Linked DNA regions of Homo sapiens: region 2 is linked to region 1. Evidence: chromatin loops called from intact Hi-C (ENCODE). Cell type or tissue: Calu3. All regions are shown on one strand. Each heading gives the region's core, and the rest is flanking DNA. Links, peaks and the distances in the headings are about the cores only.

Region 1 (8,348 bases), core at 51-8,050:
GACTTTTTTGTCTAAAGAGTAACACTGTTTTACTTGGAAAGAACAATTTTACATGTTGATATTATGTTTATATTACACATTAAAATATTTTATAATTTTATAATGATATATTTTATATATAGGTCAGAGGACACTACATATATTTGAAAACTATTTTATAAACAGTAATGGTTTCCAAATAATCATTTTTTTCATGAATACAACTTAAGCAAGCAATTTGTTTTCTAGCTAGTCTTCAAATCTAACTCCAATACTGAATTGCTTTTTACACATTTAGCTTGTCAAAATCATGTTGTTAAAAACAAACCTACAAAATGTAACCTGTAGATTGATTTTAAAAATGTCACCTATATTTTGCTCTTCCTTATATTCAGACCTCTTACAGTGTGACTCCCATTAAGAAGTGGAGTGTAGTTGCCCACCTTTTAAATGTGGGCTGGCCTTACTTATGACTTGCTTTGGCCAGTATCTTGTGGTGGAGGTGTAACAGTGCATCATTTCCAAGCCTAGATGATATGAGGTCTGCTGGCATGGTTTCTCTCTTCTGTGGACCCATGCCTTGTCCATGAGAATAAGCTGCAGGATGAGAGACTGTGAAACAGAACTGAGACTGCCCAGCTGAGGCCACTCTGCATCCAGCTAGTGCCCGGCCAATCTGCCATCTGACTGTGCATTCATGAAGTGAGCCCAGCAAAGATGAGCCAAGCCACCCTAGATCAGTAGAACCGTTGAGATGATCCACAGACTTAGGAGCAAAAATAAATGTTTATTGCCATAATGCCATTGAGTCTTTGTGTTTGTGGTTAGCTGCATTATTGTGACAATAAACAATACAGAAATCGATACCTAGAAGTGGTGTGTGCCATAACAAAAACTTAAAATAAGTGGCATTAATTCTGGGGCCAAACTAACAGTTACAGCTACAAATGGTGGAAAAATAATGAGGAAACTATAGGAGATGAGGAAAATGGTAACCATGTTATGGAGTGATGTAATATGCTATCTTACACTAACCTGGAATAATTCAGAAAATGTATCTAAGAAACTTTTGGACTTAGCAAATTAATTTCCAAGCAGAATACCAAAAACGCCAACTGGTTGCTCCTAGCTAAGTATAAGGTTCTGCAAGATAGAGATGAACTAAAGAAAGAGCTAGTCATTTTATAAGCAGAATCTAGAAGAAATCTAGAGCAACTAGAACTTGCTGGGTTGGAAAATAAAACTGTTTCATCTGCAGTCTCCTGAAAATAAAACAAAGCCCTTGAACAAAGATCAACTCAAGGATGTAGCTGTAGCTTCCTTTCTTAAGATCACTAAAAGAATTAAGATGTAAGCAGACGTTCTCAGCATGACAAAAGGATTTTTAGAAAGTTGATGGGCATGATCCCACAGAATTCTAATCCCCAAGTAGCAGAGATTGGTAGATATGCTATCTAGAGAGCAAGCATGTCTCAAAAACAACTGTGGCTGTGGGCTTTAAAGCATGGAATAAACTTATCAGCCATATGGACAGTCCACAAAGTTTTTTAAGTGAATTGTACTGGCCAAAAAGCCACCAGCCTGACTCGTGACCTCGCACTGTGACTTGCTTGGCCAATGGAATGCAGTGGAAGTAACAGTGTGTCAATTGAAGGAGACTTGCATCTTCTGCTCTCTTTCTTTTTTTGTTTTTTTTTTTAGATAGAGTCTCACTCTGTTACCCAGGCTGGAGTGCAGTGGCACCGTGTCGGCTCACTGAAACCTACGTCTCCTGGGTTCAAGCAATTCTTCTGCCTCAGCCTCCCGAGTAGCTGGGATTACAGGCGTCCACCACCACACCTGGGTAATTTTTATATTTTTAGTAGAGATGGGGCTTCACCATGTTGGCCAGGCTGGTCTCGAACTCCTGAACTCTGGTGATCTGCCCGCCTTGGCCTCCCAAAGTGCTGGGATTACAGGCGTGAGCCACCGCACCCGGCCTTCTGCTCTCTATCTCAGACTCTTGTCTCCACCATGAGAACAAGTCCAGGCTGGCCTGCTAAGAAATTAGAGACCATATAGAGCAGACCACAGCACAGGCACAGCTGTTTTTATTTTTTCAACAAGATGGCAAGGTCAAGGCAAAAAAAAAAAATAGAGAATCTCTTGCTCTACTTCTTCTGTTAGTCCCACTGCCACCACTCTTTGTATAGATCTCCAGATTTATATCTTGAGTTACTATCAAGTGCCTCTAAACTGTTTCCTAGGTTTCTATTTCTTCTACACAACCATCAGTCTAATGTATCATAATATCCATCATGTTAGTAAGTGCTTATTGTAATAATAGTGATAAAATTTTATCCTTACTTAGAAACTATTGATGGTTACCCAAATCCCTAGTGTCAACTCTTCTCTAGACATTAAAGTCTTTCACAAATATAACCTTGCCATTCTTTACTACCTTTCTTCTGTAATTCTCCTAGAAAATATCCAATTTCCTAAATATTCTTTTTTTTTAATTTTTATTTTTTTTAACGTTCCTTGAGATGGAGTCTTGCTCTGTTGCCCAGGCTGGAGTGCACTAGCGCAATCTCGGCTCACTGCAAACTCTGTCTCCTGGATTCAAGCGATTCTCCTGCCTCAGACTCCTAAGTAGCTGGGATTACAGGCGTGCACCACCACGCCCGGCTAATTTTTGTATTTTTAGTAGAGGTAGGGTTTCACCATGTTGGCCAGGTTGGTCTCAAACTCCTGACCTCTGGTGATCTGCCCGCCTCGGCCTCCCAAAGTCCTGGGATTACAGGTGTGAGCCACCACACCTGGCCCCTAATTATTCTTAAAAATAACATGTTCGTTTCTATTTCCAACACTTGATTCATGTGGCTGTACTGAATCATGCTGTTCTCTTCTACAAATATGATCTTTCACTTTATACTTTGCCTATCCAAGTCTTAGCCATACTTTGATCTTATCCCTCCATAATGCCTTTTCTAACATACTAAACCAGAAAGACGTCTTTCTGTTGATTCCTAGAGCACCTCTTATACATACTTATTGATCTTAGCCAAAACGCCAAGAAGTTATTACATTGCTTTATAGGTACCATTGATAAAGATTATTGTTTTAGTGTTTTCGTGAAATAGTGAAAAGATGAAAACAAATGAAATACCCAACAGTGGGTGACTGTTAAATTATAACATGTCACAGTGTAATAGTTAATAATTAAAAATGATATTATAAAACTACATTCACTGATACAGAAAAATCAAGTGAAATAAGCTTCATCATGTATGTTTGTATTTCTATTTAGTTGCTTTGTATGCATGTCTTATTTTTTCCCATTATACTATAAGATTTTAAAGAGCAAAAATTAGACCTTATACATTTACAGTAAAGTCCTCTCAAGGCTCACTACAAATTCATAAACACAGGTTCAGTATATCCAGCATTATCATTAAATTCATGTGAATAATCCCAAAATATCTATTTAATAAATAAAATTTATCTGAGAAAATAATTACTTGAATATAGTTCATTGTTTTCCTTATATATGCTGGAATAAAAATATGTAATTAAATTTAAATTTAAACTGTACATCTTATGCAAAATATATCATTTTCACAATAAAATACATACCCTCTCTGAAACAAATCCACATTGTAGAACTTGTTTAGCTCCACAGAGAATTCTACCATTGCTTGAACTTCAGTCATTTTTAATTTATACCCAGAAGACTATTCTGATAACAGCACCTTTGTTAAGGAAAGGGAAAAAATCATGAGAAGCGTAACAAAAATGCCAACTTATAAAAATGCTATTATTTATACATATTTTAGAATATGACACATAGGCAGAAAATAAAAACAAATTATTTCAGTGTACTTAACAACCTAACCCAACTAAATAGGACCAGAATGTATACTTACTAAGCTGCACTACTCTCTATAATTTAAGATTGTCCTGTCAGAAAGCTTTTTCTAAGATTTGTTACCCTTGATGACATTTATGTGATAATAAATAATACAACATATTGCTAAAAGAAACTCAACTTTATCTCTTATAGATAGGAACTTTTTTAATAGTGAAGATATCTAATATTCTCTTCTTGTGCTACATTGCACATGTAAGTAACTCCAGAGTCAAAAAAAAATTAACACTCTTCAATCCCCAGTTAAGCTGATGAAAGGTTTTTCTTTAAGTGAAGAAAAAAATTCTTAAATCACTTTTCACTTTTAAATTTAAAGAGAAAGAGATTTTTTCCTTTATTACAAATTCTAAAGTATTCAATTGCAAAGAAGTTGAAGAAAAGAAAATAGACAAGCACAAATAGAAAACATTCACAATTCCATCCACTGAAATACATACTTTGGTACGTTCTTCATGTGTGTGCATTTGTAAAATTTTTTAATAGTGGGATCAAACCACATGTACATTTTATCATCTGCTTATTTCACTTAATTATTCAGTGAACATATATGTCAATAATGTAGTTTTACAATATTAATTTTTTTTTTTTTTTTTTGTGAGACAGAGTCTCGCTCTGTCACCCAGGCTGGAGTGCAGTGGCGCGCTCTCGGCTCACTGCAATCCCCGCCTCCGGGGTTTAAGCCATTCTCCTGCCTCAGCCTTCTGAGTAGCTGGGACTATAGGCATGCGCCGTCATGCTCAGCTAATTTTTGTATTTTTAGTAGAGATGGGGTTTTGCCATGTTGGCCAGGCTGGTCTTGAACTCCTGGCCTCAAGTGATCTGCTCACCTCAGCCTCCCAAAGTGCTGGGATTACAGGCATGAACCACCGCCCCCGGCCATTAATTGTTAACTATGACACTGGGAACATGTTATAATTAAACAATCCCCTATTGTTGGGTGACTTCAGTAGTTTCCATTTTTTCACTATTTAAAAAAAATTATAACAATCATCCTTATCAACAGTACATATTTAAAGAATAACTTCTTGGACTGTTAAGTAAGCTAAGTGTAGAAAGCAATTTAGAGTAAGAAAGTGTTGGAAGACAATTCTTCACAAATCTCTCATGTTTCTACACGTCTCACAAGCAGAGACATAGACAGCCTTTGTTCCAGACTATCTTTTCACGGATGTTTGTATAATGAACAATCTTAGAAGTCAGAGATAGTGTCTTATACTAGAACAAAGGGCAGATTTGTCTACTGTTCTGTATAATACAGATAAAGCCTCCCTCCAGGAAAAAAGTCAGGCAGGTTTACTGTCCATTCTAAAAGACTCAGGTTCCCCTAATTCAGGGTTCTTCTCCTGTAACACAAACTACTCACATACAGGTGTCACCTGGTACTCTTGCTAGTGCTATGAGCATAAACAATCCTCGACCTTGATCCATGACTCTCATGTCCTGCCAACATCCATGGCACCGTGGCAGACTAACTTGTCAGCTTGCAAGTGGGGTAAAATCTCAGACCCTTCCCAATTCTTGAAGCAGTTCTTCATAGAAATTTGGCAAATACTCGAATCTATTAAGAATTAAGTGCAAAAAAGTTATATTCTTACCTCTGCTTTTCAAAGCCTCATTTTTAACATTATTAAATAACCAATCTTGTACTTCCAGTTACTGATTCCCGTTGTTAAAAATACACCGTTCCCCCTATGAGAAAAAAAAGTAACATCTCAAACCAAATAGTAGACATAAAAAAGTCTGTCTTAAGGAAACCTATGTTTTGTTAGTTACTTACTATTTTCAATTTATATAAAAGATATATGTCCTTCGAAGGCTTATGAATAAGTTTTAGAGACTTTTTTCATTCACAATTTCAATATCAATATTAACTATTATATCTCTATTAAGGATTCACTTACATATAATTCAAAGTACAATAACAAATAGAGTACTTTCTTAGTTCAGTAGGAACCCTCATGAATACACAAAACATTATAAGCTCATTAATTTTTTTTTTGTTGTTGTTTTTTTTTTTTGAGACGGAGTCTCGCTCTGTCGCCCAGGCCAGACTGCGGACTGCAGTGGCGCAATCTCGGCTCACTGCAAGCTCCGCTTCCCGGGTTCACGCCATTCTCCTGCCTCAGCCTCCCGAGTAGCTGGGACTACAGGCGCCCGCCACCGCGCCCGGCTAATTTTTTGTATTTTTAGTAGAAACAGGGTTTCACCTTGTTAGCCAGGATGGTCTCGATCTCCTGACCTCATGATCCACCCGCCTCGGCCTCCCAAAGTGCTGGGATTACAGGCGTGAGCCACCGCGCCCGGCCCTAAGCTCATTAATTTTTAAGAGGTGGAACTCACCATTTTAAAGTAACTCCCTGAGTACGTATATATGTATGTGTGTGCATGTATGCATATATGTATGTATGTGTGTATAAAGAACTATTTAAAATACTTTGACACAATGATTGCTTCAATGTGCTATGGATAGTTTTCCTCACATTTCAAATACTGCTTAAATTTTAAAAAAATCTATCTTTTGTCCTTGGTATAATTATTTTAGGTACTAAAAATGTTGGAATAAAGACCACGTTCACTCTTTGATACAGAGTTTTTCTTCTCTCCATTATAAAGATGTAGACTTTACCAGCTCCCATAACTGCTATTTTAAACTTTAATAGTCACATCAAAAGATTTTCTGGTAACTATTTCTAAGATCAAACAATGCTATCTTTATATAAGATATTCCCCATTTTGTGGAAATGATGTCGAAGATAGCTTCTCCTGTACATATATTCTTGTGTGCAGGGTTTAGATTATGTTCTGGTTTTGATTCTAAGTAAAGTTTGGCCAAGTCTCTATGCCTTAACTTACTCAGGTATAAAATGGGTATTTGTTCATTCAAACATTTATTGAACACCTACTATAGGCTAGGAATTGTAGTAAGTATGAGGTATAGCTAAGTTCTTGATCTCAAAAGTTAACTAGCCATCAGAAAGAGGTATACTCTGTGTGTGTGTGTAATATGTATTTTATATATATAAATATATATTAGATATATAGAATATATATATGAATAGCATAATGCTTAAAATATAGGTTTGGGATTTGGGTCCAGATAGCACCCATACCACCTAACTCAGTAAGCTGGCCTTTTCCTTAATATAGAAATTAATATCAGAATTAAGATACTGCTATAACAAAATCCTAAAACGTGGTACTAGCTTAGTAATTAGGTAGCAGGCAAAAGGAGAACATACTACTACGATACTAATAACCACTGTTATGTGGAAATAAAACAATTGATTAAACTGTTGCCTACAATAATCTGCAAAACTAGTGCCCATAAAAAGCCCATAGTCCCAGAAAAAGTACATGAAAAATGCCACAATACCGGGTGTTGGTGGTTCTTCGCCATGTTTACTCAAGCAAGAATTGGCTAGTTTGTAAGCAAAGATGGAAAGAAATAAGGCCGCTTAAATGTGGGGCCTTGCAGCCAATACCCCATGTCAGGTTTAGTGCCTTGGTCAAAGGAATTCTTGACAAAACAAAGGGATCCAGCTCTGCAGTTAAGATTAGATTAAGGATGCTGCTATCCCACCAATACTTGTTGTTTCAAATAGTTTTAAGACAGTGACCATTAAAATGAGGGATGAGGATGTGCTTCATTAAAATGAGGCCATCAAAAGATGTTGGGTGCATAGACAGAAATAAATAAGGCAGGCTTAAGAACCACATCCAGAAAATAACTTTGGTGTAGTTACTGGCACAGAGAACTGAATGGAGAGAAACGTAAAAGAATCCTATTATGTTTCTGACGGAATAGTATTTGTCAAATAAATTATAAGCTAGGGTGCAAAGGCTTGTGACTGTGTAACTTGCAAGCTGGAAAACCTGCAGTAGCAAGAAGCAGGCTATGAAAACTGAATAGCCTTCAAAGTGGGCAAACTTTCAACATCAACTTCAGATGTGGCCACAGAGGTTAATGTAAGGAAGAAACACCCAGACAGCAAAGACAGGGATCTTAATGCAATGAATATTGACATTCATTCTTACCAGAAAGCAGAACTAAGGATATTAATCCACTGCGAGGGCATGAGATCTTCATCATTCTCATGAAAAGAGTTTTTTCATTGTTTATTTTCCCAAATGGGAGATTTTATTACTGTTTTCCTGTTTCTGATCCACTATAATATGTTGGGTATGTGTGGGAGGGATGGAGGAGGAGTAGATAACTGTGATTTGTTTATAGGTCACTGGACTTGCAGATCTAAAGTACTGTGCCTCTCAGTGAGCTTGGATTAATGCAACTAATGGATGGTACTATGGGTTGTCTCCCTTGAGGAAGAAATATAGGAATATTATCAACAGGTAGGATGAAGGCCAAAGTGGCAGACTGTGGTAGACTGCTTGTCACATCTGTTTTCCCTTCCTTTTAGCCAAATGGTCACCCAGCCTGAGACTATATTTCCCAACCTCCCTT
Region 2 (8,348 bases), core at 283-8,282, 56 kb after region 1:
TCCCCTTTATAAAACCATCAGATCTCATGAGACTTATTCACTATCACGAGAACAGCATGGGAAAAACTCGCCCCCAAGATACAATTACCTCCCACCGGGTCTCTCCCATCACACGTGGGGATTATTACAATCCAAAGTGAGTTGTGGGGGATGGGACACAGAGCCAAACCTTATCAGTAGTTTTCAGAGAAGGGGCTATGGATGGGGCAAGTAATCCCAGACGCGTTTACCACTAGGGACACACTCAATTATTTAAGGGAAAAGCACTTTGGTGAATATGGCAAGATAGTTGATTTTTGTTTTCTTGGAAAGAATAACTCTGTCTTTCCTCCTGTGCATAGCACATTGGTACAATAAACTATGTGTCATTCACAGCACAGGCATGGTGTGACTAAAATTATTGGAATGCAGAAACTGATGTGATGATGATACAATTCTCTGTGGGGATGAGATGCAGAAGACGAGGAAGAGAGGAAGCACAGTTTTTCTTTTAATTTCAATAATGTTAGGAAATTTGCAATTTCTATTTTGCAAAAATAGAAGTATGAATTATGTTTTACAGTGTAAGTACCTGGCTTCATGAATCTAACTCTTTCTCTTTCTCACCTGTATATATGATACTTCAACAAGCTCTCCTGGTTCTACCTGTAAAATATATCTTGAATTACTTCTCACCATATTCACTGGCAATATTATTTTTTGCTTAAAATTCTCTAATGTTTACCCAAAATGATTAGATTAATAACCAAACTCCTTATTGTGATGGACAAGAGCTTATGTGAAGCCTATTGTCCAGACTTCATCTCCACCACTCTCACCCTCATCTACTATGTTCCATCACCTATCTCTATCTCTTCCTCCAACAGCTAGGCTCATTCTCACCTCCATGTGTTTTCACTTGCTGTTCCCTCTACCTAGAACTCCTTTTTCCCAGATCTTCACATAGCTCACTCCTTTTCATGTTTTTGGTATGGGTCCAAATATTACTTTCACAGAGACCTTTGCTGACTCTCTGAGCCAAAGTAGCCCTTCCCCTCTCATAACTCTTTATTTAATCATCCTTTTGAATTTTCTTCATAGCTTTTTCACCACCAAAAATGATCTTATTCTATTTTTAGATACCTGTATTTCTTATCTCAGTCTATTCACTCTCAAGAAGGTCCATGATTGCAAGAACATTGTCTTGTTTATTGATGAATCTCCAATGCCTAGGATAATGTCTAGTTCATAACCAGCACTCTAAATATTTGCTGAATGAATGAATAAAAGAACAAATGATGAATGCTGTCATGCTTCACATTCTGTTATGCTGTTTACAGTTGTGTGTACATTTGTAGTAATATATTGGGTGGGGAACACATTTTGAAATGGGGGATCTTATGCGCCCCTGAACCTCCTCAGTGTTACCATTATAAATACAAATCCTGTCTACTTATCTAGAGACACCTGTGTTAGGTCTTCATAGGGGAATTTAACACAATCCATACTGTCTTCGGATGACACAATAAAGAGGCCAGCAACATTGTTTTTGGAGTCAGATCTGGGTTTCAGCACAGGTTCCACAGCATACTAATTTTGCCACTCTAGGCCATTAGCTTAACCAGACATAAAGTACCTGTACAATGTTCAATAATTGGTGTTAATTGTTATGATCCTCACATTGTATAGTACTTTTCTTAAGTAATTACTAACTTTTCTTAGGTAAGTTGATGATGCATTTTGTATATCATGTGTGGTTGCTACCAGCAGATTGGTTAGTTTGAGAGACAGCACTGATGAGAAATGTTTAAAAAAAAAAAGGTTCCAGGTAAATTGGACCACTTAGCCAGATGCTTTTTCAATATATGTAGTCTTCTAAACAAGTTTTCTTACATTAACAACTTTTATCAAGAAGCAAATAGACATCAACAAGCATTTAGTAAATTTACTAGTGTCCTGTATTATGAAATCTCAGAATTTTGTAGTTTGTAAATAAAATATATGAAGCAAAATGAAGGTGGAGATACATAACTTGATTTTTGAAAACAAAAATTAAACAGGTTTGTATGTTTATTCATTTATCAACATTTTATTGCATATCTACTGATGCTAGGCATAGAGTTGTGTTGAAATCACAAACTTATTTGAAATGTATAACCTTTGAATGTTTGAGCCTCAGTAAAGCATCTGGTATAATACTTCTTAATTTTACTTTCAAACGATGCAAATTATTTAAGATACAAAATGTTACTTGGACCAAAACAATTCAGTAATCGGGCAATAATAGTCTTTTCAACAAATAATGGTGAGACACCTCTATATCCAAATGCAAAAGAATGAAGTTGGAGCTCTACCTCACACTGTATGTGAGGTACATAGTTAACTCAAAATGGATCATAAATCTCATGTAAGAGCAATCAAACTCTTATAAGAAAACATAGGAGTAAATCTTAGTGACTTTGTGTTAGACAATAGTTTCTTAGATACGACACCAAAAGCAAAGGTGACCAAAAAAATGGTGAATTAAACTATGTACAATTTTTTTAAAAGTTTGCCCTACAGAGGATGCCATTAAGAAAGTGAAAAGACAATCCACAGCACAGGAATAATATTTGGAAACCACGTGTCTGATAAGAGATTTATATTCAGAATACACAAAGAACTCATAGAACTCAATAAAAAAAGACGAACAACCCAGTTACAAATAGGCAAAGGATTTGAATAGATATTTCTTTAAAGAAAATATACAAATGACCAGTAAGCACATGAAAAGATGGTTTATATCATCAGGCATTAGGGAAGTGCAAGTCAAGCCACAATGAAATACCATTTCACACCCTCTAGGATGGCAATACAAAACAAACAAACAAACAAACAAACAAGCAAACACAAAAACCCCAGAAATAGTAAATGTTGCCAAGGAGAAATATAGATAAATTGAGATGTTTGTACGTTGCTGGTGGGAATGTAAAAGGTGGAGCTGTTGTGAAAGTTAAGCAGAATTACCAATAACCCAGCAATGCCACTCCTAGGTATGTACTCCAAAATTTGAAAACAAATTCAAACAGATACCTCTACACCAGTGTTCATAGTAGTATGATTCATAATAGCCAAAAAGTAGAAACAATCCAAATGTTCAACTGATTAATGAATAAGGAAAATGTGGGATATCTATACAATGGAATATTTTCAGCCCTAAGAAGGAATGAAGTTCTGATACATACTGAAATACGGATAAATCTTGAAAACATTATGCTAAATGAACAAAATCAGTCACAAAAGACCATATGTTGTATGATTCTATTTATATGAAATATCCAGAATAGGCAAGTCCATAGAGACACCAAATAGATGAGAGGTTGCTGATGAGGTGGGACAGGGAGGGGGATGGATATGACAGCCAATAGACACAGGGATTCTTTCAAGGGGGACAAAAATGTCCTGACATTATGGTGATGGTTGTACAACCCTGTGACTATACTAGCAAGCACTGAATTGTGCACTTTGAATGGCTGGATTTTATGGTATATAAATTTTATCTCAATAAAGCTGTTAAAAATGTTATTTGGAATGAAAATCAGCATGAATATTTATCAATAAAAAGCTAAATTTAAGGCATTTAAATTGCACAATAGATCACCAGATGTTTTCAATTTAAATTCAACTAATTTTTAATCTGTTCCTAATAGTTGCATGCATATATTTACCTGTGTTCATTCCAAAAGTGGGGAAAGGGGGAATCACTGGTTTTAATCCTTCCCTATCCTGTGGTAATTTTTTCATAGCTAAAAATGGATAAATTTCAAGGAATATATTTTATTTTTTACCACCAATTTTCTTCCCTGTTCCCATGTATGACAAATTATAAAATTCTTGTATTCTAAACTTTCATACGGAAAACTTAAATATGATGTAGGGAAATATTATTTATTTATTCTTCTTCTTATCCTCTTTGACCCAAGTTAATACAAACTTTTCTTCTCTATGTCCACCATACAAAGATTCTGTGTTTTGTGTTTTGCTTAAACTACTTTTAAGCCAAGGCTGAGTCTCCAAGTCTATGCCATCTAGTGGCAAGATTGAAGAAATTCTGGTTTCTTTACTAGCTTTAAATGTACAAATGTTGGCAGATGTCCAAGAAATGTTAAGAACCATCAGCAAATTAGTGACTAATCTTTATGTTTACTCTTTAATTCAAAGCAGTGAACTATGTGTTTACATAAAGTTTTTATGACTTTATCAATCTTGTATTTTTTTCAATTTGGCTGCCTGAAATTTAAAACCTAGGAATTCAAGACTTACTAATTTATTGCTAGTTTCTAACCACTTACAATTGAAGCAGGCGAGATTTTACAAAATATTTCTGGGTGCAGTGTAAACAGAAGATAATTGAATAATTTATTATTTTTTTCCAGTAATATTAACTACGTTCAATCTTAAATTCTGATATGTATGTATATCAAATATTGGTTATATTCACTGCTTTAAATTAAACTTTGAGTATAATTTTCCACATTTATATAATGATAGATCTGCATACCATGGGTTTATTTTTATGACTGATGAAATTATGTCTGTCACATTCAAAGCCAAAAATAGTCTGTCCCATTCCTTCCTTAGAATATGTAAAATCCAATATTAGTAATGTCTTTATCTACTGACATTGTAATGAAGCCATTTTTACGCTGTTTTGTAATAAGCATATTGCGTTACTCAGAATATGTCATGCTTACTTCAGAGTGATCTACTTTGATCAAATTGTCAGCATAGAAGTTGCTTTGGGTCAGCTGGTTTTATTCAGCGACAGAAAAATACTATTTTAAAAAATAAAAGTGGAACGTACCCAAGGTAAGTTTAAAGGTGAAATAAAGTACAATTATTTAAAATAGAAATGAGGTGATTTGATTGTGGACTCAGCTCACTTCTGAGTAAATGTTAACTTACTTTCAAAAAAGTTATGTCAGACATGTAGGCAACATGTTCAGTAATATCTTGGATAGGGATTTAAATAAACGCAGCTTCTGGATACTCAGCTGCAGCATTTACATTCAAATGAACCAAAATCTTATTACTGAGGATGAATTTAGAGAGGATAAGCTTAAACCTTAATCCTCAATAAATCATGCTGTTTGGAACGGACACTGGCAAACTATGAATCTTTCCATCACTTTAGAAAATAGATTAGCATATGTGCGCGTTTGTAAATTATTAATGTGTTCATTCTTAACAGGGCTGCACAGGGGTGAAGATGGGGAGGACAGTGAAAACAGCATGTTTAATGCATCATCTTCTTGTCTAAATGCCATTGATTAAGGGCTGCCATGTTTAATTATTGCTAATATTCTCCACAATCCTAAAATTATAGACTGCTAGGTGAGAACCTAAAGAAGGGAACTTAAAGAAGTCATCAAATCTGTCCCTGATATTTGTGGGTCCAGTAGCATTCTGGAGGTAAGAACCTCTTTGTTTTGTTAGGAAACCTCAACTCATGGCTACACAAACTAGCCTGGTGACTGCCATAGCAAACCCTTTGTCCATACCAAGACAATGTTCCTATTTTCACTTTTCTCTCATTTGTGTACATATTAGCTTATTCTTTGGATGTGATTAATCATCATCTCCCCAGTTTTGATAAATTTCCAGTGGAAGTTTCCTGGACATCCACACGGGAAGTAATATTCTAATTTTCTCAGAAAGACCTACACAATTTGCCCTTTTGAGGTCTAGACATCATAGTCTAGTCGCTAGAATGCCAGGGCCAGACCAGCTGGCTAAACTAACTCCAACCCAGAAATCTGTATAAATAAGGACTGTGAAAAAAAAAAGTGAAAAATGTAGGACTATAGAGAAAATGAAATGTTAGCTCTCGTAATGGAAATCTGTGACTTCCATTGAGGCTGTTGTTTGAAAATCTGTAAAGGGAAGAATTTCCCTTAGGAATGAGTATAGAAGGAAAGAAGCAGATGTCCTTGAATTGTTTGTTTGAATATGTTCTTTATTAATGAGATAAAAAGAGGAAATTCAGGAAAGGACTCACAAATGTTAACTGAGAAGTTGTGAAAAAGTCCAGGAGAGACAGCTGTCTTTGAAGCCAAACCAGAGTACAAAGCAGGAAGAGTTGTTAACAGTTCAGAGAAACATGCAGAGGCCAAAAGGGAAAGAACAGAGAAGTCACTGGTTTTGAGTACAAGATTCCTGTCCAAAAGATGGGGCCAACGTAGTCGTTACTGCTTGGCGACAGAAGGGGGCAGCAGAGAGCTGGAAGGGTGGCCCGGTTGAATCAGAAAGTCAATTCAGCAGATCAGAATGCTAGGTTGAAGCTAGGAGAGTCAGAAAGCCTCCCAGTGAGTGTTATAGAAGTGCCAGATGGGCTGATAAAGTGGTTAAGGCCTGCAGAGGAAGCTACCAGCACAGTTTTCTAGCCCTAGAAAGCCTTTCTTTAAAAGACCATTCAAATACTCACTTTAGCATGACTGGGGGATGAATGGCTCAGGTCCTAAGAAAGCAAGCAGACTAGCACTTTTTCCAGAACTTTTATCCATATTCATCTATATTAAGGGTGCAACACCATCAGTGATGTTAATAGTGGCAAATAAACTGCTGCCTTTCTATTGGTTGCTTGTGAATATCATCAGGCTTCCATATAGGCGCCTCTCATCATTCAGTATTATCTCTTTTTGAAAAATTTATTTATTTATTTCAGATGGAGTCTCACTCTGTTGCCCAGGCTCGAGTGCAGTGGTGAGATCTCAGCTCACTGCAACCTCCACCTCCGGTGGAGTGATTCTCCTGCCTAGGCTCCCAAGTAGCTGGGATTATAGGCACCTGCCACCATGCCCAGCTAATTTTTGTATTTTTAGTAGAGATGGGGTTTCACCATGTTGTCCAGGCTGGTCTCACACTCCTGAACTCAAGTGATCTGTCTGCCTCCGCCTTCCAAAGTGCTGAGAATACAGGTGTGAGGCATCATGCCCAGCCCATTCAGTATTATATCTGAATGTCATACTTGACTTTGATTTTGGCATGACTGCTGCTGAACTTCCACCTGCCTCATTTCAGAATAATTTCACAAGCAAGGCTAAATGACTTAAGTACTCCAAAAGGAATCTTTTCATTGGTTCTGGCCAATGCTTTTGTCATACTTGTTCCTGGAAGTGTGATGGACAACAGCATCATTTAGACCAAGATCAAGTCCATGCTGGTGAGCTAAGGTAGGGAAGAGGAGGGCCGTAGTGCTAGGAAAGGAGGGTTTAGCCTCTTTATATTCTGTGAAGTGCAGCACTTCTTAGCTAGATAGATTAACTATTTCATTTTGTCTGCCAGGAATGGGCAGCTGTGGCTTAATCATTGACTGAAGCCAGCGGAAGTTGAAGGCCCTGTAGGTGGTGGTTGGTTCGTTGTTGATGGATCTACTGGATGCTTATTGAGTTCTGCTAGCAGTGGTGCACTTAAACCAGCTTGTACTAACTTCTGAGAACCAATTGTTAGCATCTCCATTATACCACAGTGGTAGCTTGAAATCAGCCACAGAAGCATACTTACACTATAGAAACTGGAAAACCCTACAGATGAGCTCCCTGTTCCATTCCTTCCCTGCATACTGGCTGTTAAACATTTGCCAGCACACCACTGGCTATGCAACAAGTACAATGCTAGACCCCTATTCTGTCATTGGCAGAGATAATAGTATTACCTCATTCTTTTTATGTCTTCTCTTGTTTTTTTCTTATTAGAACATTCAAAGATGTTCAGTATTATAAACTATTGAAGTGAAAAATTACCATTTTCCCACCTGCCCTCCGACCTTATAGTCATTGGATGTTGTGTGTGTATGTGTGTTCCTGAAGGCCCTACTTCTAATATGAGGCCAAACAGTTTGAATCTGGTGTGAGAGCTGGCTGTGTGGCACACAGGCAACTTCAAACAAAGTCGATTAGTGGACAAGAAATCTAGTGTTGACTTTGCCCTTAGTTAATTTGGGTGAGACAAATCTTCACCAAGACATAGTTACTTAGAGGGGCTTTGTCTAGCAAACTCCACTTATTTCTGCTCTAAAATTCTGAATTACATATCTAATTTTCTTTTGGACTGTCAAGTATCTATATACTTAGGGAGAGTATCAGTCATCATCTCTAAATAATTTGCTCCAAGCCTCCATTTATACTAAATCACTTTTTGTTCTCCCAAACATGCTATGTTAAGACTCTGGGCCTTTGCATTGAACGTTCCCTTTTATGGAATGTCCTGCCCTCCCTTCTGTCCATCTGACAAAATCCTACTCCTCTTTGAAGGGTCACCTTATATGTGACCAGCATATTGTAAAGCCTTCCAGGACTCTCTCAGCAGACTTTAGTGTCTCATGTCCCTCT

What was found. Peaks named below come from ENCODE experiments on the same cell type or tissue, not always from the same donor. Only the 100,000 strongest peaks of a DNase experiment are listed, where the experiment ranks them.
Region 2: a loop joins it to region 1, with 7 times the contacts of the local background. A loop is called at or near these places in 20 of 110 quality-filtered maps.

What each region holds. Positions count from the first base shown.
Region 1 is chr6:70,423,666-70,432,013 of GRCh38, reverse strand. FAM135A (family with sequence similarity 135 member A) reads right to left here. Exons shown (of 22, transcript NM_001162529.3): 3 at 5,482-5,575; 4 at 3,595-3,710. The coding sequence starts at 3,671. Among named protein-coding and RNA genes, the nearest start is that of FAM135A-AS1, 14 kb to the right of the region's middle. In Calu3, for the core only: no CTCF peak of the experiment used is centred there; DNase peaks (open chromatin) are centred at 4,753 and 5,263.
Region 2 is chr6:70,367,406-70,375,753 of GRCh38, reverse strand. The region is part of intron 1 of LOC105377848 (a long non-coding RNA gene); the gene reads left to right. Among named protein-coding and RNA genes, the nearest start is that of LINC01610, 23 kb to the left of the region's middle. In Calu3, for the core only: CTCF peaks have their summits at 3,963, 5,973 and 6,228 (motif pointing right); a DNase peak (open chromatin) is centred at 6,223.